2 separate regions of the Homo sapiens genome follow, and region 2 is linked to region 1. A link is a loop called in an ENCODE intact Hi-C map of the cell type or tissue named here. Cell type or tissue: B cell. All regions are shown on one strand. Each heading gives the region's core, and the rest is flanking DNA. Links, peaks and the distances in the headings are about the cores only. Region 1 has its middle 25 kb from the start of NOL6. Region 2 holds the start of AQP7 (aquaporin 7).

Evidence for each region. A loop is a pair of places that touch in the nucleus more often than their neighbours do. Peaks named below come from ENCODE experiments on the same cell type or tissue, not always from the same donor. Only the 100,000 strongest peaks of a DNase experiment are listed, where the experiment ranks them.
Region 2: it touches region 1 in a loop (2.8-fold over the local background); 2 of 110 quality-filtered maps call a loop at or near these places.

The regions. Positions count from the first base shown.
Region 1 is chr9:33,491,185-33,506,405 of GRCh38, forward strand. It overlaps the pseudogene SUGT1P1. Among named protein-coding and RNA genes, the nearest start is that of NOL6, 25 kb to the left of the region's middle. In B cell, for the core only: a CTCF peak has its summit at 7,364; no DNase peak of the experiment used is centred there.
Region 2 is chr9:33,397,599-33,412,819 of GRCh38, forward strand. It overlaps AQP7 (aquaporin 7), which reads right to left and starts at 4,970. Exons shown (of 8, transcript NM_001170.3): 1 at 4,775-4,970; 2 at 3,639-3,689. The coding sequence starts at 3,664. It overlaps LOC105376020 (a long non-coding RNA gene), which reads left to right and starts at 3,923. Exons shown (of 3, transcript NR_188543.1): 1 at 3,923-4,224; 2 at 4,310-4,550; 3 at 12,642-12,952. RefSeq lists a silencer at 3,893-4,187 and enhancers at 6,738-7,295, 10,125-10,626, 10,627-11,126. In B cell, for the core only: a CTCF peak has its summit at 5,924 (motif pointing right); a DNase peak (open chromatin) is centred at 5,943.

The sequences.
Region 1 (15,221 bases), core at 2,802-10,801:
TCTCTCAGCCACTCATAGACATGTCTCCTGGAGGGAAAGAAAAATTATCAACTGACAAACAGTCTGATTAAATGCTTGTCTTTTATACCTGCTATGGTTTCAATGTGCCTCATCTAAAACTAAGTGTTGCTAATGTGATACTATTAAGAGGTGGGGCCTTTAAAAGGTGATTAGGCCACGAGGGCTCCTATCTTGTGAATGGGATTAGGTGCCCTTATAAAAGGGCTTGAAAGAGGGAGTTCATCCCTTTTTGTTCTTCTGCCTTCTGTTATATGAGGACACAGCATTCTTCCCCCACTCCTCAAGGATGCAACAATCAAGGCGCCATCTTGGAAGCAGAGAGACTAGACACTCACCAGATAAATGAACCTGCCAGTGCCTTCATCTTGGACTTCCTAACTTCCAGGACTGTGAGGAAACAAATTCCTGTTCTTTATAAATTACCCAGTCTGTGGTATCCTGTTATAGCAGCTCAAAACAGACTAACGCAATGCCCGCAACCCACTTCTCTGCCTTGGTACCCATCATATTGTGTAGCAATGAATCTTGGCTTGTCTCTTTCCAATAAGCATGTTGCTTTCATCCATTCTTCCACTGACTCAACTGGTTTCATTGAGTGCCTGTTTTGGGCCTAGCAGTACACTAGGTCTTGCATTCAAGACCTCACAGAGGTGGCAGAAACTGACACGACACCTACCCTTAAGGAGAGAAGAATAGAAAATATTGCAAAGGAGACAGAGTGCGGCATTAGACAATAAGAAGGGCAGAGTGACTTAACAAAGTGGGAGAAGGCTTTTCATGGGAAGTCACATTTTTGATGATGCCTCAAGTTCAAGGAGTACTTCACCAGTATATTATACTCTGGTGTCCAGTAGAGGCGTATAGCACGTAGCAGAGCTCAATAAATGCTTAACAAATGAATGAATGAGTGATATATGTGAAAGCACTTTATACGCAAAGTACCACACAGATGTTAACCATTATCCTTTAGTTAATATGGAGAGATCTACTTTTATTCAGCTTCTCTGAAACACCAAAAATATATATGGCAGTGTCTGGAGACATTGTGAGTTGTCACAACTGGAGTTGAGGGGAGATGTGGTAATGAAATCTAGTGAGTAGAGACCACAGTTGCTACGAAACATCCTATAGTATACAGGGCAATCCCCCAAAATGTCAATAATGCCACTATTAAGAAATCTGATTCTAAAATAATTACTGTGTTTACATGTGCATTCACCTGTTTTACAGTGGAGAAACATTTCATTGTGTAAACATAATACAACTAATACTAACATTTTTGCATTCATTCATTCAACAAAGAATTACTAAACACCCAGTATAAGATGGTATAGTCCTCAAGATGGTGGGGATTTTTATTTTATTTGTAGAGAAAGGGGCTTGCTCTGTCTCCCAGGCTGGATTGCAGTGGAAGGATCACAGCTCTCTGCAGTGTTGAACTGGGCTCAAGTGATTCTCCAGTCTCAGCTTCCTGAGTAGCTGGGACTATAGACATGTGCCACCACTCCCAGCTATTTTTTTATTTTTTGTAGAGACGTGGTCTCACTATGTTGCCCATACTGGTCTGAAACTCCTGGCCTCAAACCATTCTCCCACCTCGGCCTCCCAAAGTGCTAGGATTACAGGCATGAGCCACCACACCTGGCTGGATTTTTAAAATATTAAAGACACATCTTCGACCATTTGGAAGTACGTGAGATACTTTAAGAAAGTTACTGAAGTTCTAAATAAATAAATGTGCTAAAAGCTCAGCAGAGACCACACCTGACTGTGAAGAGGAAAGGCTTTATACACTCTGAAGGGCTTTGGAGGGCAAAAGCATTTGCAAGAGGCACAGGGAATGGCCTAACTGGAGCACTGGGGTATGCAAGGACACTACATAGGGGAGTATGGAGAAGATCAATTTGCGTCAAGTTCAGGACTTGACTTGAAAAAAAATCAGAGCAGTGAAAAACACGATAAAAAAGAAGCAGAGTCGGGCGTGGTGGCTCACACCTGTAATCCCAGCACTTTGGGAGGCTGAGGTGGGCAGATCACCTGAGGTCAGGAGTTCGAGACCAGCCTGACCATCATAGAGAAACCCCGTCTCTACTAAAAATACAAAATTACCTGGGCACGGTGGTACATGCCTCTAATCCCAGCTACTCAGGAGGCTGAGACCTGGGAGGTGGAGGTTGCAGTGAGCCAAGATTGCACCACTGCACTCCAGCCTGGGCAACAAGAGCAAAACTCCGTCTCAGAAAAAAAAAGAAAAAGAAAAAGAAGCAGAAGGCAGACTGTTAAGAACTTCTGAATGCTAGACTAAGTTCACTTATTAAAATGAAAAATTAATAGTATCCTAATAGCATCTTTTACTCTCTAATCAAGGCTAGTCCTGAGTCTATCCTCACGCCTAAACACACACTCACATAGCGTTTATACCTACCTTTTGTTTTCTTTATTCAAATAATGCTCTCACCTCTATTTTTAACTGGCTAAAATCAGAATTTTTAACGCAAATATTAAAGTAAGCACCATAACATTATATAAAACAGTTTAAATGAAGAATTGAGTTAGAATGTTATATTCTAACTTTTTTCCATGAAAAGGATCATTACTTTTGCAAACAGAATTAAAAAATCAAAAGGCAGACTTAACAAAAAGAGAAGCCCATTCACCCCTAGGTTCTTTGACTTCTTTTTATCAGATGACTCACTTAAACTAGCAATTCCTAGTAATCTTTATACCATCTGCCTTTAGCAAAAAGACCTTCAAAATTTGCACCTTAAAATACCCTAACAAAGTGCTAACATAGGGAAAGTTGCCAACATTTTTAATCAGACATCACGTGATGGTATGTGTATGTGGGGTATGTGGTTTTGAGTGTTTATTTTTATTTTCTTTAGGAGCAAAGAAATGTAATAAACAACTGTTTTCATAATAAGAAAAATATAAAACCATGTCACCGGGATAAGGGCAGAGTATAGTATCTTCAGTGTAATTTACATGTTTAAACTCTACATACATAAAAACAAATATTTCACAAGAATCTCTAGAATTCCCTAAAGTAAACTATGATTTTTTTTTTTTGAGACAGAGTCTTTGTCACCCAAGCTGGAGTGCAGTGGTGTGATCTTGGCTCACTGCAACCTCTGCCTCCCGGGTTCAAGTGATTCTCCCGCCTCAGCCTCCCGAGCAGTTAGGATTACAAGCGTGAGCCACTGTGCCCAGCTAGTTTTTTATAAAGTAATATACCACCAATAATTTCTCATACACAGTATTAAATGACAGTACTCTGGTTACTTTAAGGTGTCACTGCTGGGATATTTATCAAAAGGAGACAGAAATCCAATAGCTGGCAATGACACAGCAACAGTTACTGAAAAGAACTGTTAATATTATCTGAAAGATTAAAACTGCATCTTGCTCCTTTAATTTTCAACTCGTCTGAAAAATGAGGGCCTGGAAAGTACTGTGTTCACCACCACACTAAACTTGGCCACAGGGCACCCTATATTCACACTTCATGTTCCTGTAACTATGTACACATCATCTATAAAAAGTTCCTTGTTTCACCTGAAAAGCAGCACAGACTAGTATTCACATCTACTGATAGCCATCATAACCTGAGTAAGTGTGCAGTATGCGCAGAGAGGCCTTTATAAAGCCAAAGGAAAAGCTCTTAGTAATGACCCGTTTCAGCTGAGACAAGCTGACCTCCACTTTTGAAATGGTACTTAATCATTCACCAAAATAGCTGCATGTAATAAACCACTTAAAGCATATTTTTTAGAAAGGTAAAGGAGGCTGGGTGCAGTGGCTCACACCTGTAATCCTGGCACTTTGGGAGGCTGAAGTGGAAGGATCACTTGAGCCCAGGTAGTTGAGACTGCAGTGAGCCATGATAGTGCCACTGCACTCCAGCATAGGCAACAGAGTAAGACCCTGTCTCCCCCAGCAAAGAAAAAAAAAAGGAAAAGAAGGGAGGGGCTAATTTTCTATGAATTCCTTTTTACACTTAATTCACTTTCAATGCTTGCACTTTCAAATGGTTCAATGTTTTTAAAAATGAAGTTTTAAGTCTTGATTCTGGAAGATAGTTCTAGAACTAGCACTAGTCCAATTTCAGAGGTTTTTATTGCACCCATTAAGAAACCATTCTATTTTCATTTAAGTCAAAAATACTTTAAAAGTTAACTTAAAACTTTGGTAGTTTGCTTGAATGTTACTCTCACATGTACCAGGAAGGCTCTCAAGGTGTTAATATCCCGAAAGAGTATTCATGGGTTATCAGTAAGAATCCTTACTGTGCTGGATCATTAGTTCTCAACATTATATGTATTACCATCCATCCACCTCTAAAGTCTCCTCTGCATAGCACAGAGTTTAATTTTTTCCAATGAAAGAAACTTCAAAATTAAAGAGATGTCATTACAGTTAAGCAACCATGATATCCAGACACCACCATCTTAAGTGGTAAGTAAGATTCCACTTGCCACTACAGACTAACAAGAAGAGATATTTCCCACAGACTAAAGAGCTGGGGCAATTTATTGGCAAACTTTTGAGAACCATATACTTCAAGACTGTACTCATTAAATAATTGCTCCCCCGATCTACAGAATGCAACCTTCCCAACACACTCTTACTGAGCTCTTTGCACATTTCATTGTTACATCAAATTCCTTTGTCTGATAATAGCTCAGTCTTCCTGAGCTCAAACTAGTACATCTACCTTCTTTGTCTTTAAACTAAAATCTTTTTATAATCATTTTTTAAATGCAAAAAATGGCAATGAATGGAGAAGACCTGAAAGGTCTTCTCTCAAGCTTCTAACAGCTCATTTCAAATATTTGCTGAGTACCTACTCTGAGCTAGAAACAGTGCTGGTACATGAGGACACAGCCTCTGTTCTTCTTAAAGTAATTAATCAGAAGAGACATTCCCATAAGTAAAAAGATTCCAGTATGTGTCATGTGTAGTGATCGACCTATGTATCAGGAAATAATGAGTTATCCCGAGGGAAACAGGCTAAAATGTCATCAGTGGTGAGTCTGAGTGATTACTTCCTAAGTTCCTTTATCTTTTCCAGATTTTCTATGATATGGTATAATACGCATTTACTGCTTTTACAGCCCGAATAAAAATCTAAATAACCAAAATAAAATAATAGAAATAGTACTAGTAACATTTATTGACTATTATATACCCTGTGTGCTACATGCTTCACATGCATTATCTCACTTAATAAAATCACCCTATTAAAAAAAGACTGTTATCCGTATTTCAGAGAAGAGGGAGTCAAAATATGAAAAAATTTGCTAGAAATGTATTTTTCAGCTAGAATTTTTACTTATTTCCTCAGAAATAAGCAGGGGTTGGGACAAAAACAATCAGTTGTGTAAACAGAAAGAGTCGGAAATAGATGCCATTTGTTGGATGTATAACCATAAGCAAGCAACTTAATCTCAGCGAGCCTCAGTTTCTCCTATTGCATTGTATTGCAAATGACTTAGTAGGCCCTAACTCATTTAGGTTCCCAAGAATAACTCATTTAGGGTTCTCAAGAATAAATGATATTATGTATAAGAAAAATAAAGAACTCTTTCTGGCAAATAACTGACAACAGAATGTTATCAGTAGCTTCATCAGTATAATCCGAAAAACCTGGACAAATTATTTAACATCTCTGAGTTCAGTTTCTCTACCTGTAAACTGGGGATAAAAATACCTACACCATGCAGTAACTATGAGAATTACATGAGATAATACACAGTACAGTGCCTGGCATGTGGTAAAACAGTCAAAACAGCTATTATAATTATCCACAGGACAAACAAAATGGAGCTGGCTAAATAAGGTACAGTGCATGCATATGACGAAATACTTTGCTGTTGAATATGTAAGGACATGATAAAAATATTGACAATGTATAGCTGTTTAAAAATTATGTAGAGTAAAAGTCTTCTTTAAAAATATATAAATATATGTTACAAAATATATGAAAAGTAACAAGAATACATTCCAAGATCTACAATTTGTGGATTTTTTTTAACTAACTCAGTTAAAAAAAAATTAAACAATTCTCACTATTATCACCACCACTGTATGAAGCAAGATGTTAACGCAACAATTTTTAAAATTCCCATATATATGTATTCAGATAAGCAGGAGCATCATGCCCAGATACCCCATTCCATTACATTATCACCAGGATTCTTTAACATACAAATATTCTTCTCTGAACATTAAAAAAAGGGATTACTTTAAAACTTCTCAAATTTTAGTGAGAGAAAAGGAGGCTATTTTGTTTCTAAGACATACATTTTTAATTCCCACAATTCCAGGCTTTCACATTTTGTATTGTTTAATACAGAAAAATTATTCTGACTAAAAATAGGAAGAAAACAACATTTCCACAAGGGCAAATTCACCCCAAAAGACTGAGAATTCTAATTCTTAAAAGGAATAAAAATTAATGTCAGGCGCGGTGGCTCATGCCTATAATTCCAGCACTTTGGGAGGCTGAGGCGGGCAGATCATGAGGTCAGGAGTTCGAGACCAGCCTGCCCATCTCTACTAAAAATACAAAAAATTAGCTGAGCATGGTGGTGTGTGCCTGTAGTAGTGCCAGCCACTCAGGAGGCTAAGGCAAGAGAATTGCTTGAACCCAGCAGGCGGAGGTTGCAGTGAGTCGAGATCATGCCAATGCACTCCACCTGGGCAACGGAGTGAGACTCCGTCTCAAAAAAAAAAAAACTAATTTTTAAAATGAATATTTCACAATATAGGTGACACTAAAGTCACAATTCTGAGACTGTGACCAGAGAAGAGTGTCATTAAATTAACAAGAAGAAATACAAAATTATAGTTTCTTAATTTCTAAAAAATTAATAGGCTAACATGAAAGTTATATTCAGCAAAAGGTAGAAATAACTATCAGAGATACTGAAAAAATATGAATCCTGGCTTGGAAAAACATATTAGATATTATATTGTAAAACAGTTAAGAAATGCTATTTCATTAATTTCAGGGTTTTACCTCTTTCTCTTCCTACTTTCATCGCAAATTATTTATCACTCAAATTAATAACATTTAACCACCGACTACACATGGACATGCAACATTCATTCAACCTTGAAGGTGGGAAAGAAAAGAGAATTCTCAAAAGCACAGAAATCACCCTTTTAAGCTGCAAATTTTACAGAAGCTCTAATACTAAGCAGATTCTCCCCAGCAAAATGCATCTTTTCTTAAGGCACAAAGGTCCAAGATATCCGAACAGTGAAATACAATCAAGATATCTGAATACATGGAGAGCAAATTATTTTAGTACTGTTCTCTCTTAGTGTCCACAAAGTAAGCCTCAGTAACCCACAGATTTTATTTTCAGTATTCTAATACTGTCTCCCTCTACTGTACAAAAAAGGAAATTGAAAGATTTTTACCATTTATTTCCCTTAAGACATAATTAAGAAAACTTCTTTCAATTTGTTTTCCCCCAAATAGTTTTTAGAGTTAGTAATCTAACAAGATTGTTTGTGTGTGTGTGTATATATATATATATTACATATTATTAATATATATAATATATATTATATATGTGTGTATATATATTATACATATATATATATATATATATATATATATATATATATATATGTATGTATGTATGTATGTATAAAATATGGAGATTCCAGGGACAGGACAAGAAAAATAATCATCCTTTAGAACAAATCCTTAGAATCTAAGTTCTTCAATTCAAAACTTGGGAAAAAACTAAGCAAAGGCATACTAGTTTGGTTGGGAGTCAAGTGTATGTATGTGTCCTGGGCCAGGCTGAGCAATTAGTTAACTAGGTAACCTTGGGGAAAGATTTAGAGTCCATTAACTTCAGATTTTTTTCCACCTTCAAAACTAAGAATAAAAATACTCTGCCAGTGTCACAGGACTAAAACTAGAACCCAATTTTGATTGATTCACTGAACTAAGCACCCACTGTGCAATACACATGGCAAGGGCTGCCAAGTTTAGCAAACAAAAATGCAACACAGAACACACTTATATAATAAAAAAATAGGCCAGGTGCAGTGGCTCACGCCCATAATCCCAACATATGGGAGGCTGAGGCGGGTGAATCACTTGAGGTCAGGAGTTCGAATCCAACCTGGCCAATATAGTGAAACCCCCGTCTTTACTAAAAATACAAAAATTAGCCACGTGTGGTGGCACATGCCTGTAATCCCAGCTACTGAGGAGGCTGAGAAAGGAGAATCGCTTGAACCAGAGAGGCAGAGGTTGCAGTGAGCCAAGATTGGGCCACTGCACTCCAGCCTGGGCGACAGAGTGAGACTCTGTCTCAAAAAAAAAAAAAAAACCTAAATAAATAATTCATTGTTTATCAAAAATACAAACTTAATTGAGCATGCTGTACTTCATCTGTGAACCCTAACTGGGGCACATACAAACATACAAATAAGACATGCTTCTGGCCGGGTGCAGTGGCGCATGCCTGTAATCCCAGCACTTTGGGAGGCCGAGGTGGGCGGATCACGAGGTCAGGAGATCGAGACCATCCTGGCTAACACGGTGAAACCCTGTCTCTACTAAAAATACAAAAAATTAGCCGGGCATGGTGGCAGGTGCCTGTGGCCCCAGCTATTCGGGAGGCTGAGGCAGGAAAATGGCATGAACCCAGGAGGCGGAGCTTGCAGTGAGCCGTGATCGTGCCACTGCACTCCAGTCTGGGCGACACAGTGAGACTCTGTCTCAAAAAAAAAAAAAAAAAAAAAAAAAAGTCATGCTTCTTAACCTCAGAGACTTACATAGGAATGAGGGATATGAAATGTATACATAAACGAACTACTATACAAGGAAGAAAAGTAGTTGTTTAGCATTTAAAGAGGAAAGGGGAAGAAAGGCAAACTGAGAACATACTAAGTAGGACTGAAGAATGGTTAAAATCAACAAACGCAAGATACAAAACAGAAAAAAGAATGAGAGATGAGAGTGCTTAATTACATCCTCAACTCTAGCCACACAGATCTGTGTATTTATCACACATGCTATTCTTCCACCAATATATGAGATGGCTAAGTAATACAAGCTCTTAAGTCATTTATCATTAATTCACACTCAAATTACTTCAAATGGACATGCATTACCAATCTCTTGATAGACATACACCAAAAAATCAAATTTATAATTTTCGGAAATATCTCCCTTTCAAATCCACCTAGAGTTTTGTGCTTGATTACTCAAAATTATTTTATTAAACAAATTCTACACAATGTGGACAGGACCAGAGGCAGACCAAAATCCTGGTAAGGGCCGGGCATGGTAGCTCACGCCTGTAATCTCAGCACTTTCGGAGGCCAAGGTGGGTGGATCACCTGAGATCAGGAGTTCGAGACCAGCCTGGTCAACATGGTGAAACCCCCGTTTCTACTAAAAATACAGAAATTAGCCAGGCATGGTGGCGTGTGCCTATAACCCCAGCTACACAGGAAGCTGAAGCAGGAGAATTGCTTGAACCGAGGAGGTGGAGGTTGTAATGATCTGAGATCATGCCGCTGCACTCCAGCCTGGGCAACAAGAGCGAAACTCTGTCTCAAAAAAACAAAACAAACAAACAAAAAAAACAAAAAAACTTGATAAGATTTCATCCCTTTTCTCACTTTCTATTGTCCCAAGCAGCTATTTCATAAATCTGCCTCATAATTAACCAGCTCTGTTCTTCACAATCTTTAAATGAATAAATAGGCAGATCCTTCTTAGCTAGATGCAAAAAACTACTTCACTTTGCACTTCCTGCTCCAACCCTCCGAACCTGTCTCCTTTCTGCAGGCCCAGTTACTTACCATTCTTCATGACACAGGCCATCCCTGATCCTATTCCACAACAGGAAACTTCACATGTCCTTAGAACTTTAACTTAATAAATAGTAACACAGTTTGCTGCAGGACTTTGTATAAAAAGGAGTAGTGGCCGGGTGCCGTGGCCCACACCTGCAATCCCAGCACTTTGGGAGGCCAAGGCAGGTGGATCACTTAAGGTCAGAAGTTTGAGACCAGCCTGGCCAACAATGGTGAAATCCCATCTCTGTCAAAAATATAAAAATCAGCTGGGCATGGTGGCAGGCACCTGTAGTCCCAGCTACTCAGAAGGCCGAGGCAGGAGAATCACTTGAACCCAGGAGGTGGAGGTTGCAGTGAGCTGGGATTGTACCACTGCACTCCAGCCTGGGCAACAGAGAGACTCTGTCTCAAAAATAAATAAATAAACAAATAAATAAATAAATAAAACATTAAAAAAATCAGTAGTGATGGAAAAAGCCTACCTATATCATTTATTCACATTAACTCATTTACCATTATACCTTCATGTAATTTTATAGCTGAAAGGACTCCAGAGCTCATTTGGTCCACGGACTTCCTTTCAAAGGTACTGTGAATTTAGTCATAGTCATTTTGTGCCTAGACTAAGTTCACAGGGCAAGCCAAGATCCAGAGTCAGATATCTTGATTTTCAGTTCAGTACTTTTCTTACTAAATTACATTATTATCTACATTTTTTAAAAAAATTGAGGCAGAGTCTCACTGTCACCCACACTGGGAGGCCGAGACGGGCAGATCACTTGAGGTGAGGAGTTTGGGTCCAGCCTGGCCAACATAGTGAAACCCCATCTCTACTAAAAATACAAAAATTAGCCATGCATGGTGGCGCATGCCTGTAATCCCAGCTGCTCAGGAGGCTGAGAGAGGAGAATCGCTTGAACCAGAGAGGCAGATGTTGCAGTGAGCTGAGACTGGGCCACTGCACCCCAGCCTGGGCAACAGAGAGAGTCTCTGTCTCAAAAATTAATTAATTAATTAAACATAAAAAAGGAGTAGCCATGGAAAAAGCCTACCTATATCATTTATTCGCCTGAACTCATTTATCATTATACCTTCATATAATTTTACAGCTGAAAGGACTCCAGAGCTCATTTGGTCCACGGACTTCCTTTCAAAGGTACTAAAAATTTAGTCATAGTCATTTTGTGCCTAGACTAAATTCTCAGGGCTAGCAAAGATCCAGAGTCAGATTTCTTGATTTTCAGTTCAGTACTTTTCTTACTAAATTACACTATTATCTACATTTTTTTTAATTGAGGCAGAGTCTCACTCTGTCACCCAGGCTGGAGTGCAGTGGCATGATCTCAGCTCACTGCAACCTCCATCTCCCAGGCTCAAGTGACTCTTCTGCTGCAGCCTCCACAGTAGCTGGGATTACAGGCGCGTGCCAACACGACCAGCTGATTTTTGTATTTTTACTGGAGAAAGGGTTTCGCTATGTTGGCCAGGCTGGTGTATAACTCCTGACCTCAGGTGATCTGCCCAACTCAGCCTCCAAAAGTGGTGGTATTAACAGGTGTGAGCCACCACGCCTGGCTATTATCTACATATTTTGAGTGATAGTTAAATATTCTCTGAATATTAATTCTATTGTATAGCTTTATTTCTTTTTGAAAATATAAAGGAATCTAAAACTTAGTTACTTAAACTGTAATTTTTCATTGTTCCCTCATAATGAAGTAACATAATATTTAGCGTAATTAAAAAACAAAACAAAACAAAACAAAAAAGCAGATTCATCTTTATGGTAGTGTGTCCTTTTTTCTCTTTTTTTTTTTTTTAAGACAGAGTCTCGCTCTGTCACCCAGACTGCAGTACAGTGGCATGATTTTGGGTCACTGCAACCTCCACCTCCTGGGCTCCAGGGGTTCTCCCACCTCAGCTTCCTGAGTAGCTGGGATTACAGGTGCCTACCACCACATCTGGCTCATTTTTGTATTTTTAGTAGAGACAGGGTTTCACTATGTTGGCCAGGCTGGTCTTGAACTCCTGACCTCAACTGATCTGCCTGCCTCAGCCTCCCAAAGTGCTGGGATTACAGGCATAAGAATCTGCACCCAGCCTAAAAAGCTTTTTAAAGAAATAGAATATATTAGGGGGCTTGGTGGGGTGACATGCACCTGTAGTCCCAGCTACTTGGGAGGCTGAGGTAGGAAGACTGCTTGAGCCCAGGAGTTTGAGGCTGCAGTGAGCTATGATGGCACCACTGCACTCCAGCCTGTGTAACAGAGCAAGACCCTGTCTTTAAAAAAAAAAAAAACTAAAAGTTACTTTTATTCAATTCCACCATAATTTTTAATAACTGAAAAGACTTGAAGGTCTTCATGCCCAAAACAATAAACATTATACTGAATTAAAGATAAACATTTCCAATTTTCCTTAACTTTTGTCTTAGCCTATCATAAAAAGCCCTACAAGTGATTCAAACTGTTGGACCTAAATAAATGTAATAAGGTTTTAGTAAGGAACAGATAAATAATCATTTTGACCATACTAAAACATACCAAATAGATTTGAACCACACAATAAATTCATTAAAATAGCCCAATAAATTTCATGACTAGAAACTTCCATATTTATGAAAAAATGGTTTTATTTCAGTTCCTAGAGGAACCAGTACTTAAATGGAATTGCTTAGTATTTAACTGACAAAGAGTTCATCCTGTGTCCTGTCTCAAATATACTTGGTACTTGAAATTTAACCTAAGTAAGTAAAAACATGAAGAATGAAAACTCTGGACTTACCACCTCAGATTCTGAGCCTATTAAAACATAAAAAGGAAGCATTTTCAGTTAACAGCACATTTAAAGGCAAAGGTATTTATATGATTTTTATTGCACAAACATACTGATTAAGCAAGCCAATTCTCCATACCTTTCAACTAAAGAAAAGTGGGTTCATTTTGCCTCCTGAATTCATTTTAGACTCCTTAGTAATTTCTTTTTTTGAGACAGAGCCTCGTTCTGTCGCCCAGGCTGGAGTGCAGTGGCGTGATCTCAGCTCACTGCAACCTCCGCCTCCCGGGTTCAAGCGATTCTCCTGCCTTAGCTCCCGAGTACCTGGGGCTACAGGCACGCACCACCACGCCCGGCTAATTTTTGTATTTTCTTAGCAGAGACGGGGTTGCACCATGTTGCCCAGGATGGTCTCAATCTCCTGACCTCGTGATCCGCCCGCCTCAGCCTCCCAAAATGCTGGGATTACAGGCGTGAGCCACCGTGCCCAGCCTAGACTCCTTAGTAGTTTCTCACTGATATGCCATACCAGCAATCCACCCAAATCTCCTTTTCAACCTAAGAAGCTAGGCAAAAAACAGTATATTTTTGGAAGTCTACATTTAAGGAAACATGTACTATTTAAAATAAATTATAAAGGTAAAAACAAATTTGTTTAAACCAAAAAATTTCAAATGTTTGCTTCTTTTTAAATTGAAATACCAAGGGAGATCTACATACCATTCTGAGCTTCTTGACACCTTTTAATCCAGTCACTGAAATTAGCATCTGCACCTAGAAAGAAAAACCTATCACATCACTCATCTGCATAACCTATTAATCAGCAAATACTTATTAAATACCTACTGCATCCCAGGCACTGTTCTAGGCACTGGGGAGTCAGCAGTGAATAAAACCTGTCTTAACAGAACTTATGGCAAACTCTGTTATAGCTATAAACATACCAATAGTTTAACATTTAGTTCTTCATCCTGAAACATTTTGATTTTTTAAAATTAATTTTAACTACAGTCAACCTCACTAATTTCATAGATATAAATAATGTACATTTCCCTCAATCCCTCTGCCCTTAGAGAAGCTTCCTCACCCACACAACAAAGTCAGATCTAAATCAGACTCCCAAAATGCCATTAGTTAGGGTGGGGAGGAGGCTTGGTAACTGGGAGCTGAGTTGAGGTCCATAAGCCTTTCCCAGTCCCAACTCGCTCTTCAATGCGGCTACCTATTCAGTCCACTATTCTCTCAGTGGCTTTATCTGTTCCCATCCCTTTCCTACCAACACCAAGAAGTATCTTTAAATTCTGTGAAGTTTTCTCATATATCCAAGTTACATGGGGGTCAAAAGGCTACAGGTGATAAATTATATACTTACAGATAATAGTGTAAATGTATGCATAAACAAATTATTCATTTCTGGAGACACAGAACAATGATTACATTTATACACAGTGCATAGTGAAATACGTTAAAAACCTTGAAAGTACTCTAAATAAAAGCCTACTAATTCAAGTTAACTCCAGCCAAGAGTAATCTGGAAATTTTAAACTAAAAATCTCTTAAAACAAAATTTTCTAATTTACTAATTTATAAAAGAAATACAACTACATGGACCTTAATAAAAATTTTAAATATACTCTCTCACACACACTATATTCTAGGGAAGAGGGTTTGAATAACTTATTATTTTAAATAATCAGTAACTAAAACCAAGCAGTCTATCACACAAAGAGGGGAAAAGGTAATATTCTGAGTTATAAATTTTGTACCCTGTCTGATAAAAATAGAAGCCTAAAAGTTTAACTTAAATTTTTCCTGGATTTGAATTTAAAGATAAATTTGTTTTTTAGTGAAATATCCTCAATAGCAATTTTACCAAAGAGGCCTTCTTCTGAAGGCCACCTCTGAAGTAATTACAGAATAAATGTCAATGGCATGATATTAAGATATTATTCGGCCGGGCGCAGTGGCTCACATCTGTAATCCCGGCACTTTGGGAGGCTGAGGCGGGTGGATCACGAAGTCAGGAGTTTGAGACCAGCCTGGCCAACATGGTGAAACCCCCATCTCTACTAAAGACAAAAAAATTAACTGGTTGTGGTGGCACGCACCTGTAATCCCAGCTTCTCTGGAGGCTGAGGCAGGAGAATCACTTGAACCCAGGAGGCAGAGGTTGCAGTGAGCCGAGAATGCACCACTGCACTCCAGGCTGGGAGACAGGGCGAGACTCTGTCTCAAAAAAAAAAAAAAAAAAAAAAAGAAAGGAAGGAAGGAAAGGAAGGAAAGAAAATGAAAGAAGGGAAAGAAAGAAAGAAAGAAAACTCAAGAAAAGAATTTAGGGGCCAAGTGCAGTGGCTCATGTCTGTAATGCCAGAGCTTTGGAAGGCCAAGGCAGTAGGATCATTTGAGGCCAGGAGTTCAGAGACCAGTCTGGGTAATGTAGCAAGACCTCATCTCTACACAAAAATGTTTAATTAGCTTAGTGTGATGGCACGTGCCTGTATTCCCAGCTACTCAGGAGGCAGAGGCAGAAGGACAGCTTGAGCTCAGGAATTCAAGGCTGCAGTGAACTATAATGGTGCCATTGCACT
Region 2 (15,221 bases), core at 2,351-10,350, 94 kb before region 1:
AGTGGAAGATGTTTTATTCCATGCCTGGACATCTCTCATTCCCTCTGCTTACTTTTTGCTGCTGTGAGGTCAGGGGAATTTAGGAGCCCTGAGGAATGCTGCTGCTCTCCCTAGCAGGGCGAGGTGACCCTCCACTGGCCCCCATCCAACCCCAGCTCCCATGCTGGAGGTAACCACAGAAGAGGAGAGAGAAGTGGATAGAGCAGAAAGCCAAGAACACCAAGAGAATCCTGGAAGCCTGGCTCCTTCCTCATCACCACACAGCTGGCAAGACACAGTAAGCAACAGATAACCACCAACCAGCCAATGAACTCAAGATTTCTTGAATCTACTGTGCCTAGAATGTTCAGACACTGCAGTAAAGGACACTGGTACGATCCAGCCCGTGGGAAGAAAAGCAATCAATTGAGCAATTACTATGCAGTGTGATGAGCACTGCCCCAGCTGAAAGAGTGGGCACCGTGGGGCATGTGGAGGAAGTGAATGGCCTAGAGGAGGGGGTAGGAGGCTCCCAGAGAAAGGGAAATTTAGGTCAAGAAAAGAAGGCTGGAGGGTAAAGGAGCCTCCAGGGAGGCAGGGATCACTCTGGGCGTAGGACTGGCATGTGCAAAGGCCTGCAGCTAAGGCAGTATCCAATGTGCAGGAATGGGCTGGCCACGGAGGAGTGGAGGTGGCATGAGATGGGCAGAGAGGGGCCAGGGCCAGGTGGCAGAAGGCCTCATGGCCCACATTAGGGAGTCTGAACTCTACCAGAGGGCCATGGGCCAAGTGGAGGGTTTCAGCAGGAGAGCTGCCTCCCCTGTGGAGGCCAGGATGGAGGAAGTGGAGTGGAGGCAGGGTGAGCATCAGCTTCTCCACAGATGGGTGGAGAAGTGGCGGCAGCCTGAGCCACAGAGATGGCAGCGCCAATGGCCAAAAGAGCACAGTCAAGCTGACAGGCTTGGTGTTTGGTTAGAGAGGGAAGAGAGCGGGGCAGCTCAGCGATGCCCTCAGGTCCTGGCTAGGGCAGGTCCTGACTAGTGTGGGGCGCAGCAGAGAAGCTGTGGGAGAATGGACAAGGAGGCCCTTTCTGGGCATGTTGAGTGTGAGGAGCCCGCTAGACACTTGGGTGGGATGGCCAGTGAGGAGGCAGCTGGTCATGTGGTCTCACTTACAGACACATTTGGAGGACAGCAAATCACAGATGGTCATCTGAGCCATGGGCATAGATGAGAGAGCTCAAGGAGAGGGTACAGACTAAGAAGAGGGGCCCAAGAAAGCCAGCCTACAAAGCAAGAAACTGGCAGCCAACCAGATTCCCTAAGTAATCTGCTAACCAAGGAACTAAATAGCTAACAGCTCACTAAAAGCCTGTTTCTTTTCTTTTTCTTTTTCCTTTTTTTTTTTTTTTGAGACAGGGTCTCACTCTGTCGCCCAGGCTGAAGTGCGGTGGTGGCACAGTCACAGCTCACTGAAGCCTAGACTTCCCAGGGTTCAAGCAATCCTCCCGCCTCAGCCTCCCAAGGTGCAGGGATTTCAGGCATGAGCCACCACGCCTGGTGGCTTACTAACCCTTTGACTAACCTATCAAAAACCAACTAACTGATTCTCCTGTTAACCAGCTATTAACTCATTTAATTATCTAATCAACCAGCCAACCATAAACTATCCAACTAACCACGAGCCAACAATTCAACCTGCTAACCAACATTTCTTAATTCAACAAACATTGGTTGGCCAGGCATGGTGACTCATGCCTGTAATCCCAACACTTTAGGAGGCCGAGGCAGGTGGATCACTTGAGGTCAGGAGTTCAAGACCAGCCTGGCCAACATGGCAGAACCCCATTTCCACTAATAATAAAAAAAAAATTAGCTGGGCATGGTGGCAGGCACCTGTAATACCAGCTGGGGGGGGAGGGGCTGAGACATGAGAATCGCTTGAACCCAAGAAGCAGAAGTTGCAGTGAGCCGAGATCATGCCACTGCACTCCAGCATGGGCAACAGAGCAAGACTCCATCTCAAAAAAAAAAAATTTTTTTTTGTTGAGCATCTACTTATGAGTCAAGCACCAGGGATACAAAGTCAAAACCCACTCTCCACCCTTGGGTCACTCTGTTTAATGGAAGAGATGGGTAATGGCAACAACACCAGAGAGAAGCAGCCTGGGACTGGGGGAGCTCAGGGAAGGCATGGGAGGTGAGGCCTGAAGGGGGTTTTGAAGAATGGGCGGGTGGTGGCCTGACATGGCCATGGGGGAGTAGGGTGGTGGTAGAAAGAATGGTGGAAGCTGTGCACATTCTAGATATTTTAGGAGATTGGTGACTGGATGTGAGACATGGGGGAGAGGGAAGTATGAAGGACATGACCTTGACTTCTGGCTTGAGCAACTGAGGAGAAGGGGACCCCTGACTGAGCCAAGAGCACAGGAGGAGTGGACTTGCAGGGGGCGGAGGAGGCTGTTTCCATCTAGGAGCTGAGTTGCCTGTGAGACACCAGTGGGTCTCTAGAAACAGGATCTAAAGCCCTGGAGAGCGATGTAGGCTAGAGGCAATGATGTCAACAGAGTGGCACTATTCATTCTCTCCGTCCAAGTGTACAACAGGCAAATATCCCTGCTTGCGTGGAGCTGACAGCAATGAAATGTAATAAGTAAGTACATTTGTATAAGCGAAGGTACCAGCTCCTACGGAAAAAAACAGAGCAAGGAGAGGGGAATTGGGAGTGCAGGGGCTGGAGATGGGGTGTGATTTCAAATAGGGCAGCCAGAGTAATCCTTGTTGAGAAGGTGGCCTTGGAGCAAAGCCATGAAGGAGACGAGAGTGGGCTGTATGTTAGCTGCAGAAAGCCTCTCAGGTGGAGGGAGACTAGTCACCAGAGGACTCTCAGCATGTTTGAAGAAAGCAAAGAAAGTCAGTGTGAGGCCAGGTGCAGTGGCTCACACCTGTAATCCCAACCTTTTGGGAGGCCAAGGCGGGTGGATCACCTGAGGTCAGGAGTTCAAGAACAGCCTGGCGAACATGGCGAAACCCCATTTCTACTAAAAATACCAAAATAATAATAATAATAATTAGCTGGGTGTGGTAGTGTGTGCTTGTAATCCTGTAATCACAGCTACTCAGGAGGCTGAGGCAAGAGAATCGCTTGAACCCGGGAGGAGGAGGTTGCAGTGAGCCAAGATCATGCCATTGCACTCCAGCCTGGGCGACAGAACTGGATTCCATCTCGGAAAAAAAAAAAAACCTGAAAAGAAACTCAGTGTGGCTGGAGGAGGGAGAGCAGGGGGCTGGAGTGGGGAGGCCAGAAAGCTAACAAGGCTGGGCCTTGGCCATTGCAAGGACTGGCTCTTGTTCACCCCAAAGACAGCTGAGCCTGAGAGGGTGAGAGGTGCTGAGTGCAGTTGAGTTGAAGGCCACCTGCATGCCTTGACCCTCATCCAAGTATTTCTGAGCCTCCCCTCACCCCAGGACCCAGCCCAGGCAACAGGTGGAAGATGCTCTTCTTCTGGGACCTCAGAGGCGAGTGGGTGGGTGGGGAGGAGGAGGTCGAGTGGGGACAGCTGCCCCAAGGGAGAGGCTGAGGATGGAACAGGGAGGGCACTGAAGTGGGCTGGGTGAAGGACAGGGGGCTGGAGGGTGAGAAGAGGGTGGGGTACTTACCGCCTGTGCCCGGATGCTTGAACCATGTTTTGTCTTTCAGATTTGTAGATGCTGAGGAGCCAAAGAGAGGTCACTAGGGCTGGAGGACACAGAACTTGGCCCCACACTTCCATCAGACCTTGGTCCCCAGGGGAGAAGCCCTGGGGCAGCTCCTGCTAGTGCCACTCCCTTAACCCAGCCAAGGAACAGGGAGGGAGGAGCGGTGCTCAGCCAATGAGGCGACGCCCTGGAGCCCCACCCCACCCATGCTGGCCCCAGGACCCCAGCCCCAGGCCAGACCCTCCAGTGCTCCTGCTGACCTTCCGTGTCTGCAGCCCGGCTTTGGACTGTGGAGATGCCCTCAGCCTCTACTCAGTGGCTCCAGCCTCATATTTGCGTGCTATACCTTTAACCTCAAGTCCTCTTGCTGCTAACTTAAGCTGCGACTGTCCAGGACCTGCACACACACACACATGCACGCATGCACACACACACACACAGAAGGTGAACACACAGGATGAGGCCCTGAAAACTCATTTCACCCGTGTACCTCACCCAAAAATTCCCCTTTGTACTCCTATCTTTATCTCTAACTGACAGCATGAAGGTAGCCCGAAGTCCCCTCACCCTGTCTGTCCTCCTGATTCTCTAGCCCAGTTCCCTCTAGCTCCAGCACAGACTCTTATCTCCAGCCCTGACTGCCGAAACCCTCCAGCCCCAGCTCCAGCCCCTCAGGAGGGGACTGCGTGGGAGGAATGACTCCAGCAAGCCGGCAGCTGACCCGTCTCCTGCCTGCACGCCTCCCGCTGTGGTCCACTGCCGGTGGTCTTCAGCTCTCTCCTCGTCCCACCCCCATGGTCTGCTGACAGCCCAGCTCAGTGCATCCCTGCCATCTCTGCTCTACCGCTGGTCCTCCCAACAACCAACTTACAGGTAAGGAAACTGAGGCCCAGAGAGAGGGTGTATGTGCCTGTGTCACACAGCAACACAGGACTGCACCATAACAAGAAAGCCGGGACTTCCACTCCCAGACGGGGCTCCTTCCCCAAACAATCCCTCAGTCACCTCCTCCCTGTATGGTACCCAGGGAATGGCCCTTCCAGATCTGGGCGCTGAGGAGGCTGCCCCATCCCCACCCTGCCTGGAGCCCCACTCACTCTGCTGAAATGTCTCTGATTCTCAGCCTCCGCCTTGGGGGCTTCTCAGTTACAGCGCATCTTGATCTTGTTCCTCCGTGACTGTCCCTGGCTCAGCTTCCACCCCCAGCTGGGGCTCAGCTATCCCTGTGTCCCCAGTCCAGAGCCTGCCTCTCAGCTCTCCCAGGGCGGCCTCGAGCGCTGCTCCTGCTCCTCCAGGGGAGAGGTCAGTAAGGCAGGGGTTTGGCTGGTGCCACTTGAACCAAGTCCAGATGCACTGCCCAAAATAACATCCCTCGTCCGGCCAGCAGTGCCGTGGAGACCGAGTTCTGAAGCAGGCCTTTGTGAGGTCAGAGGTGGAGCTCTGGGTGGGCACTCTGGGCCTCTCAGTCCCAGAGGAAAGGCCTGTCCTCCAAGCCAATGTGCAGCCTGACTCTGGGGCCAGCGCCTGAGGAAGCCCTCCCTGAGCCCCAGCCCTGGGGAAGGCTGAAGAGGCCTCTGAGCCCCCAGCGCTGGGGAGAGCTGTGCAGAATAGGACTGGAGGTGGAAGTGTTGGAGATTAACAGCCAGGTGGAGGGGACGGGGGAGGCCCTGGGTCAGTCCTCAGGGAACCCCCATTGTGAAGGGGGAAAGGGAAACTCAGGCCCAGTCCTCAGGGGCCCCCAGTCTGAGAGGAAGGAGGACACACGAGCCATATTTGCAGAGAAACACCAGCCTGCGAGAGGAGGTAGAAGCCCAGGCCTGGCCCTCCGAGGGCCCCTAGTCTGAGGAGCAGTCCACCTGTCCTCGGGAAAACACCTCCCTTAGGAAAGGCCAGCAAGGCCCCCGTAAAGGACCCAGAGCTGGATCGGGACATCGGGCTCGGGGCTCAGCGGTGTGGGAGCTCCGGGACCGAGGTGCAGTCAGGAGAGACCCTGGGGGCCAGCAGCAGTCCCAGAGGACTTTTGGAGCCAAGGCCTGACTGGGTCTCAAACAATGGGGCAGGCAGTTTGGGGTTTCAGCAGGTGGCCCAGTGCTGAGACACAAGGGAGGTGTTTCTGGTCTGCAGACACTGAGGACGCTTGCTATGTGGCGTGGTGGACGGTGGGTAAGTCCTGGGAACTTCCGGCACCAGGCTCCATGGGTGGGAAGGGGCATAAGATTCAGTTGTCCAAAGCTCAGGTCTGGGAATGGAACTGTCCTGTAGAGGGTGCCAAAGACCAGGTCTGGAACCTGCATAGCCCCAGTCCCCACCCCTGCACACACCCTCCCACCCCTTCCAGCTTTTTCTGCAGATCTTTCTGCAGGGGTGAGGCAGGGAGAGGAAGGGGTCGGCCACAGTCCCGGGGCTTCCTAGTCAGAAGCCCTCTGTAAGGCACTAACTTCCCTCTGCAGATTCTTTTTTTTTTGAGACGGAGTCCCGCTCCGCCCAGGCTGGAGTGCAGTGGCACAGTCTTGTCTCACCACAATCTCTGCCTCCCAGTTCAAGTGATTCTCCTGCCTCAGCCTCCCAAGTAGCTGGGATTACAGGCATGCACCACCAAGCCCAGCTAGTTTTTTTGGATTTTTAGTAAAGACGGGGTGTCACCATGTTGGTCAGGCTGGTCTCGAACTCCTGACCTCAGGTAATGCACCCGCCTCGGCCTCCCAAAGTGCTGGGATTATAGGTGTGAGCCACTGCGCCCGGCCTCCCTCTGCAGATTCTACGTGGGCTCAAGATTCAGCCTTTCTTCCTCAGGAAGGGAGGGGTGCACGCTTGGAAATGGGAGAGTCCTGCCTTTTTTCCTTTCCCATGTGTGCTCCCAGGGCCGGGATGAGGTCATGTTAGAAGTGGATCTGGGGTCTTGGATGAGGTCAGCACTTGGGCAGAGTTGGAATGGGCTGGTGTCAGGTTGGTGAGGGAGGGAATTGGGATCCATGCTGGGGTCAGAGATCAGGCTCTAAGCTCTTTTACAGGGCTTGACCCTGGGGACTGAGAGGTGGAGAAGACACAGTCCCATCTGTCTCACGGCAGAGACAGGTAAGCAGCAGGTGACTTAGGACACACCAGATAGGCTGGAAGGAATACAGACGGGGCTATCCCAAGCTGGAGGGGTACAAGGGTCTTCCGTTAGAGGTGACGTGGGAACTGAGTTTTCCAAAACGAGCAGGGGGATGGGGCACCGGGGCATTTGAAGCTTGATGGGATTGTGAGAAAACCTGGGAACTGCGAGTGACTTGCAGAGGGCTGCGGAAGTGGGCAGGGATAGACCATGAAGGGCTTTGTCAGCCAGGCCAAGGAGTTCTGACTTTAACCCGAGGGCCTGAGGAGCCTGCAAAGGGTTCTAAACAAAGAGAAGAGCAACAGGGTCAACCTGAGGTCCCTGAGGCCCCAGGGCATCCAGCAGGCAGAGGCGCAGTTGGGCCTGGGCTGGGGAGAGGAGTCTAGCTGGAGAAAGAGAAGAGGAGATATCAGCCCCTGGACATTCAGCACTAGAGTTGCTGGGGCTGCCCAAGAAGCACAGGGAGTGAGGCAAGGGCCAGGGCCAGGATTCTGGGGAAGAAGGATGACGAAGAAGGAGTGGGTGTGGAAGGAGCTGGAAACCCAGACACAGGGCTGCCCAGAGGCTGATGGGAGCCAGTAGGGGGCTGTTGCCCCAGAGTTGGGTGCTGGGAGGGGCTGGCCAGGCAGGTGTTTGCAGACAGCTGCCTGGATGAGCTGGTGGGGATAGAGGGTGGCAACAGCACTGAAGAAGCAGAGGCTGAGGAGGCAGAAAGTTCAACTGCAGAGAGAAGAGAGGCAGCTAAAGGGGCCACCAAGGTGGGAGTTTGGGTCAGAGCTGTGAAGCATGTTAGTCTGCACAGAGCCTGCGGCGGGGGGTCTCTGGGTCTCTGAGCCAGTGGAGATAGTTGGGGGGCAGAGAGGGAGGGGACACCCGGGGTCCTTTCTTCATAGGATGGGCTTGAGTAGAGTTACCAGATAAAATATAAGATGCCCAGTTAAATTTAAATTTCAAAGAAACAATATTTGCCACAACCTTATACCTGGTATACCTTTGGTCTAAACTCAGGCCCTCTTGATGCTTAAACTGTGACTGTCCAGGACCTACACACACACACACACACACACACACACACACACACACACACACACACACAGAGTTTTATTTTTAGCAAATAAAAATATAGCCAGGTGCATTGGCTCACTCCTGTAATCCCAACACTTTGGGAGGCTGAGGTTGGTGGATCACCTGAGATCAGGAGTTCGAGACCAGCCTGGCCAACATGGTGAAACCCCGTCTCTACTAAGAATACAAAAATTAGCCAGGTATGGTGGCAGGTGCCTGTAATCCCAGCTACTCAAGAGGCTGAGACAGGAGAATTACTTGAACCCAGGAGGCAGAGGTTGCAGTGAGCTGAGATGGCACCACTGCACTCCACCATGGGTGATAGAGTAAGACTCTGTCTCAAAATAAATAAATATATAAAAATAAAACAAAATACTTTTTTATTTTATTTTATCTTTTGAGCCAGAGTTTCGCTGTTGTCACCCAGGCTGGAGTGCAGTGGTACAATCTTGGCTCACTGCCACCTCCACTTCCCGGATTCGAGTGATTCTCTTGCCTCAGCCTCCCGAGTAGCTGGGACTACAGGCATGAGCCACTACACCCAGCTAATTTTTGTATTTTTAGTAGAGATGGGGTTTCACCATGTTGGCTAGGCTGGTCTCAAACTTCTGATCTCAGGTGATCCACCCGCCTCGGGCTCCCAGAGTGCTGGGATTACAGGCGTGAGCCACCGCACTTGGTCTAAAATACTTTTTTCATTCAAACATTTGTTAAGAATATCTTTCTATGACAGTAGGTCCATGTCCACCTCATGCCTGTTGTACAGCATTCCACCTGATGGAGATTATATAATAAGGAATCCTTCTATTGATGAGCGTTTAGATTGTCTCCAATTTTAAATGGACCCAACACTTCTCTATTGTGAACAACATGGGATAAACACAATTGGCTGAAACTCAATTAAGGATGAAAATGCAAATCGAAATTTTAAAATATCAGAATGAAGAAACAAAAATGACTAAAGGTGCTAAAAACTGTCCCCGAATGTCCCCCAAAGTGTTGACACACGCACAAAAACTAAACATTTTGATTAATTATTTGTTTCAATCAACATGCCATTGGATTAACTTATCACAAAAACTGCTTTTCATCACGCTGCTTTACACTTGTGGTTTTTCCGACTCTTTCGAGCCACGGAATCCTTTGCATAACTCAGGAGCCCATGGTATAAACAAGCAAGGAAGGAGCCACTCTGGTTCCAGGCGCAGGGGTGGGGGTAGGAGGGCAGGGCAGGTCCCTCAAGGAGCCCTGGTCTCTCTCGAATCATCTGAAGCCATGAAGGTTCTCAGAATGCCCCAAAAAGAAAAGACACTTAAGCCCCACCCAAGTAAGCATCTCCTTCCAAACTCATTTTTCAGGTAGGAAAACAGATTCAGAGCAAGGTAACAACTTGCCCAAGATCACCTAGAACTAGAACATCCAGACCAGGGCTCTGGCTCACCCCAAGGAGACCAGGGTTCCCCTACTAGGCGGCGAGGCTGGGGAGGGGCAAGGGCAGAGGCAGGACCCAGGAAGGTCTTTAACTCTCACACCCACCAATTACCAGAACTCCCCCTCGCCCCCCGCCCAGGCTCTCATCCTTCTCAGAATCATCCATGGGCCTTCAGGACAGAGCAGATGGAGACCAAGGCAGACAGGATCAGGCACAGCCACTTGTCCAAGGGCAAAGATCCCCTGAAGTCGAGAACCCAGAATTCCAACCTAGGCCTACTCCATCCTAAAAGAGCCTATATGGAGCTGCCTAACTTGGCATCTGAAACCAGGGATTGAGCTCAGACTTGTCACTTTCTAGTATGAGCTGGAGCTATCAGGGAAGGCTTCCTGAAGGAAGAGGGGTCTTATTAACGGAAGCAGCCAGGGAGACAACACTGAAGAAATTTGCATGTGTGAGAAGCATTTGTGTCTTTGTATATACCTATATGTGAGCATGTGCCTGTGTGGATGGACAGGTGTGTGTGTGTGTGTGTGTTGTGTATGTGTGTATGTGCGCACACATGCATCTGCTTATGTGTGTCTGGTCTTGCACGCGGAAGCCTCTCTGTAGTGAGACACACACACACACACACACACACTCCCCAAGTTGTGCACACGTGAACATGCGACCATTCTTCCAGGTTAATATTTCCCTGCCTGCGTCAGCACGGTCCCAGTAAGTGAGCAGCTCCATGCAGGAACGTGCCCTATCTGATCTGGTCAGGGGCTGTGGGTCGGGAACAGGGGGATTAGGGCGGGCAGGGAGCCCATCTCAGTTTCCCCCGGGCAAGCTGCACTCTCTCCACTCTCCTGCTCAGCCAGAGAAAGGAGGTAGCCCCAGTGTAGTGTGACTGCCCGGTCTCCCCACTCACGCTGGGGACTCCCTGATGGAACAGCCTCCTTGCTTGCCTCCACATAGGCCAAGGCCAGCCGTTCCCTGAAAGACCCTCCCGACTCCCTCATCTCTGCCCAAATCCTGAGGCCTCTCTATGCATAGTTGTCCCCTTAAGGGCAAACAGGGAGCAAAGACCCTAGGAAATGCTCACAATGAGCCCCTCCCTTCAGCAGGAAAGCAGCTTTGAAATGTCCAGGTGAGCCAGTGGGAAGGTGGGATTCAATTGGCAGCTTTCCAGGAGAACAGTGATTGCAGCAAGGGCCTGTGCAGAGATCTGTGTGGTCAGGGTCTGGGGTACCGGCACCCACGGGCATTAAGCTTCAGCCAGGAAGGCTTGGTGGGACATGTGGGCCCCAGGGAGAGTGGCAACTCCCTAGATGCTGGGCCTCTCCCTGGGTTGATGGAGAACCCTCCCATGCCTGCACTGGTCCCTGGGGTGCAGGCTGGGCCAGGCTGGGCTGGGTGAGCAGACACTGTCTCTTCTGCTTTTGGGACAGCCCAAGGGCTAGCGTGAGTCAAACCCAGGTGTCCTGGCTCCTAGCCCAGCTAGAGGATGCCCCAGTGCTTCCCTGAACGGGAGGAGAGAGAAGGCTGGAGCATGGACAGAGGGAGACACTCACCGCTAAGGCTCTTCCCACAGCATAGCCCCTCTGCCTCCACCTCTCTCAGGCTCCATCTCTGGGTGGTCTCCTCTCCACCCTAGGGGCACATTAGGACTTTCATAGGCCCTTGGCATTTTTTTTTTTTCCTAGAGACAGGGTCTCGCTCTGTCACCCAGGCTGGAGTGCAGTGGTGCGAACTTGGCTCAGTGCAACCTCAAACTCCTGGGCTTGAGCAGTCCTCTCACCTCAGCTTCTTCTCACTGAGTAGCTCGGACTACAGGCGCACACCAAGATGCCAAACTATTTTTTGAATTCTTTTTGTGAAGACGAGGTCTCACTTTGTTGCCTAGACTATTCTCAAACTCCTGGGCTCAAGCAATCCTTCCACCTTGGCTTCCTAGAGTGCTGGGATTACAGATGTGAGACACCGTGCCCAGCCTGGCGTGTGTGTGTGTGTATGTGTGTGGTAAAAAATGCAACATAAACTTAGTGATCTTAACTATTTTTTTTGGTTGGGGGGTGGCGGGTCTTAACTTTTTTTTTTTTTTGGTGAGTCTTGCCCTGTCATCCAGCCTGGAGTGCAGTGGTTCGATCTCGGCTCACTACAACCTCCACCTTCCAGGTTCAAGCGATTCTCCTGCCTCAGCCTCCCGAGTAGCTGGTACTATAGGCGTGCCCCACCACACCCACCTAATTTTTGTATTTTTAGTAGAGACGGGGCTTCACCATGTTGGTCAGGCTGGTCTCAAACTCCTGACCTCATGATCTGCCCGCCTCGGCCTCCCAGAGTGCTGGGATTACAGGCATGAGCCACCATGCCCAGCCCAATCTTAACTATTTTTTAGGTAGAGTCCAATAGTGGAAAGTATATTCACATTGTTGTACAATCTCCAGAACTTTGTCATCTTGCAAAGCAAACTCTATACCCATTAAATCATTCCTCAATTCCCTTTCTCCTACTCCTGGCAACCACCATTCTACTTTCCATCTCTATGAGTTTGACTACTCTAGATACTTTATATGAGTGAAACCATACACTGTGTGTCTACCTGTGCCTGGCTTAGTTCACTTAGTATAGTGTTCTCAAAGCTCCCTCCATGTAACGTGTCAGAATTTCCTTCCTTTTTTTTTTTGAGATGGAGTTTTGCTCTTGTCGCTTGCTCAGGCTGGAGTGCAATGGCACAATCTTGGCTCGCTGCAACCTCCGCCTCCTGGATTCAAGTGATTCTACTGCCTCAGCCTCCCAAGTAGCTGCGATTACGGGTGCCCACCACCATGTCCAGCTAATTTCCTTCTTCTTAAGGCTGAACAATATTCCATTGTATGAATGTACCACATTTTGTCTATCCATTCAGTTATCCCTGGACTTGAGTTGCTCCCCTCTTTCGGCTATTGGGAATAGTGCCGATATGAACATGGGTGTGCAATTATCTTTTTGAGATCCTGCTTTCAATTATTTTTTTTTTAATTTCAGGTTTGGGGGCACACGTGAAGGTTTGACATATAGTAAACACATGTCATGGTGGTTTGTTGTACAGATTATTACATCACCCAGGTACTAAGCCCAGTACCCAATAGTTGTCTTTTCTGCTCCTCTCCCTCCTCCCGCCCTCAAGAAGACCCCCGTGTCTGCACTTTCCTTCTTTGTGTTCGTAAGTTCTTATCATTTAGCTCCCAATGCTTTCCATTCTTTTAGATATATGTGCCCTTGGCATTTTTGCCCTTTTGGGCCCCTTCTTCCAGCAAATAATAATAATAGTAATAATTAATTCTATTTTACAACTATTGGTATAAAGACAAATATATTAATTTTTTTTTTTTTTCCGAGACAGGGTTTCACTCCCGTCACCCAGACTGGAGTACAATGGTGCGATCTCAGCTCACTGCAACCTCTGCCTCCTGGGCTTAAGCGATTCTCCTGCCTTGGCCTCCCAAGTAGCTGGGATTACAGGTGCCTGCCACCACTCCTGGCTAATTTTTGTATTTTTTGTAAAGGCGGAGTTTCTCCATGTTGCCCAGGCTAGTCTCAAACTCCTGAGCTCAAGCAATCCACCCGCCTCGGCCTCCCAAATAAGTGGAATTATAGGTGTGAGCCACCACGCCGGCCCTGATGTATCAATATTAAAACATTTTCTTCAGCCTACAAGTTCTTCTTTTTCTTATTTGGATGCAAACTAAAACATTTTGTGGGCCCTTAGATTGAACATTCTCATGGGTCCTGTGCCTCCTGTGCGTCATGGAGAAGGCAGCCCTGCATGGCTCTCACATCCTCTTCCCCCACGCAAATGCTGCCACCTCCCCAGCCTCCATCTCCAGCCCGGAGCTCAAGAACAAGTGGTCCAGCCTCCTCTCTTGTTATCTCGTATGTGTAACAAGCACATTACCTTCACCTGCCCCAACCCAACCTCACCTCCCCACAGTCTGCCCCCTTCCCAAGGGCCTAGCCCAAGGAATGCTCCTCCCCACCACATCTCTGAAGCTTTCCCTCCAGGAGTCACTCAACTACTCCCTCTCTCGTGGCCCCCTCAATCAGCCCCAAATCTAATCTCCAAGAGCCTCTCCACGGGTCTCCCGGTCTGCATCCCCCTTGAAGTAGGAGGCGGGACTTGACTCCAGAGGTGGGGCTTGGACACTGGACCAGATTGAGGACTAGCTAAAACAGGGCTGGAAGCAGCTTTCTAATCAGACATGCGCCCCAATGTGCCATGTTAATTTATCATTGCCATCTCAACACCTGGGAGTTATCACCCCTTTCCATGGCAATGACCCAATGGCCCAAAAGTTACCACCCCTTCCCTAGGAATTTCTGCATAAATTGCCTCTTAATCTGCATACAATTAAAAGTGGGTATAAATATAACTGCAAAACTGCCCTGGGCTGCTGCTCTCCGCCTCTGTATAGCCCTGCTGTGCAGGGGCAGTCATGGAGCTGTAACACTGCCGCTTCAATAAAGCTGTTTTCTTCTACTTCTCTCTGCATTGCCCTTGAGAGGCAAAGCCGAGAACCCTCGCAGGCCAAGCCCCACTTTGGGGCTCACCTCTCCTGCATCACCCTCACTCATTCTCCATTTTACAGCCATTTTTTTCCCCTTTTTGAGACGGAGTCTCGCTCTGTTGCCCAGGCTGGAGTGCAATGGAGCGATCTCAGCTCACTGCATCCTCCACCTCCCAGGTTCAAGAGATTCTTGTGCCTCAGCCTCCCAAGTAGCTGGAATTACAGGCACCCACCACCAGGCCCGGCTAATTTTTGTATTTTTAGTAGAGATGGGGTTTCACCATGTTGGCCAGGCTGGTCTCAAACTGCCTATTTTATTTTATTTTTATTTTTCTGAAATATGTTAAATTCCAGCTACTCTGTCATTTCATTCCTACATTCTTCAGTGTTCCCTCTAAAATATAGGAACATTTTCTTAAATAATCAGTGCCATACCTGACAAAATATACAATTCCATAGAATGATCAAATACTTGGAATTGTTTCAAAGTGTCTTTTTGCATTGATTTGTTGGATTGTTTGCATCAGGATCCAAACAAGGTCACACATTACGTTGGGTTAAATGTTCTCTTAAACAAGAGGAATTCCCCTTTCTCCATCATTATTTTTTCATGTCATTGACTTGCTGAATAAATGTAGTCCTGTAAGAGTCCCACATTCTAGATTTGTCTGTGTTTTTTCTTTGTAGTGTCATTCAGCTTTTCCGTCATCCCCTGTATTTCTTTGAGTAAGTGGCTGGGCACAGTGGCCCACACCCCTAATTCCAGCACTGTGGGAGGCCAAGGCAAGTGGATCATTAGAGCCCAGGAGTTCAATGCCAGCCTGGGCAACATGGAGAATTCCAATCTCTACAGAAAACACGAAAATTGCCAGGCGCAGTGGCTCACACCTGTAATCCCAGCACTTTGGGAGGCCGGGGCAGGCGGATCATGAGGTCAGGAGATCGAGACCATCCTGGCTAACATGGTGAAACCCCATCTCCACTAAAAATACAAAAAATTAGCTGGGCGTGGTGGTGGGCGCCTGTAGTCCCAGCTACTCAGGAGGCTGAGGCAGGAGAATGGCGTGAACCCGGGAGGCGGAGCTTGCAGTGAGCCAAGATCACACCACTGCACTCCAGCCTGGGCGACAGAGCGAGACTCCATCTCAAAGGAAAAAAATTAGCCAGGCATGGTGGCATGCACCTGTAGTCCCAGCTACTCAGGAGCCTGAGGCAGCAGGATCACTTGAACCTGGGAAGTCAAGGCTGCAGTGAGCCATGTCTGTGCCATTGAGCAAGTCCCTGTCTCAAAAAAAAAAGAAAAAAAAAAAGAGAAAGAAATAAAAAAAAAATATGAGAAGTCAGCTCTGGGCTGGGCGCAGTGGCTCACACCTGTAATCCCAGCACTTTAGGAAACCAAGGCAGGAGGATCGTCTGAG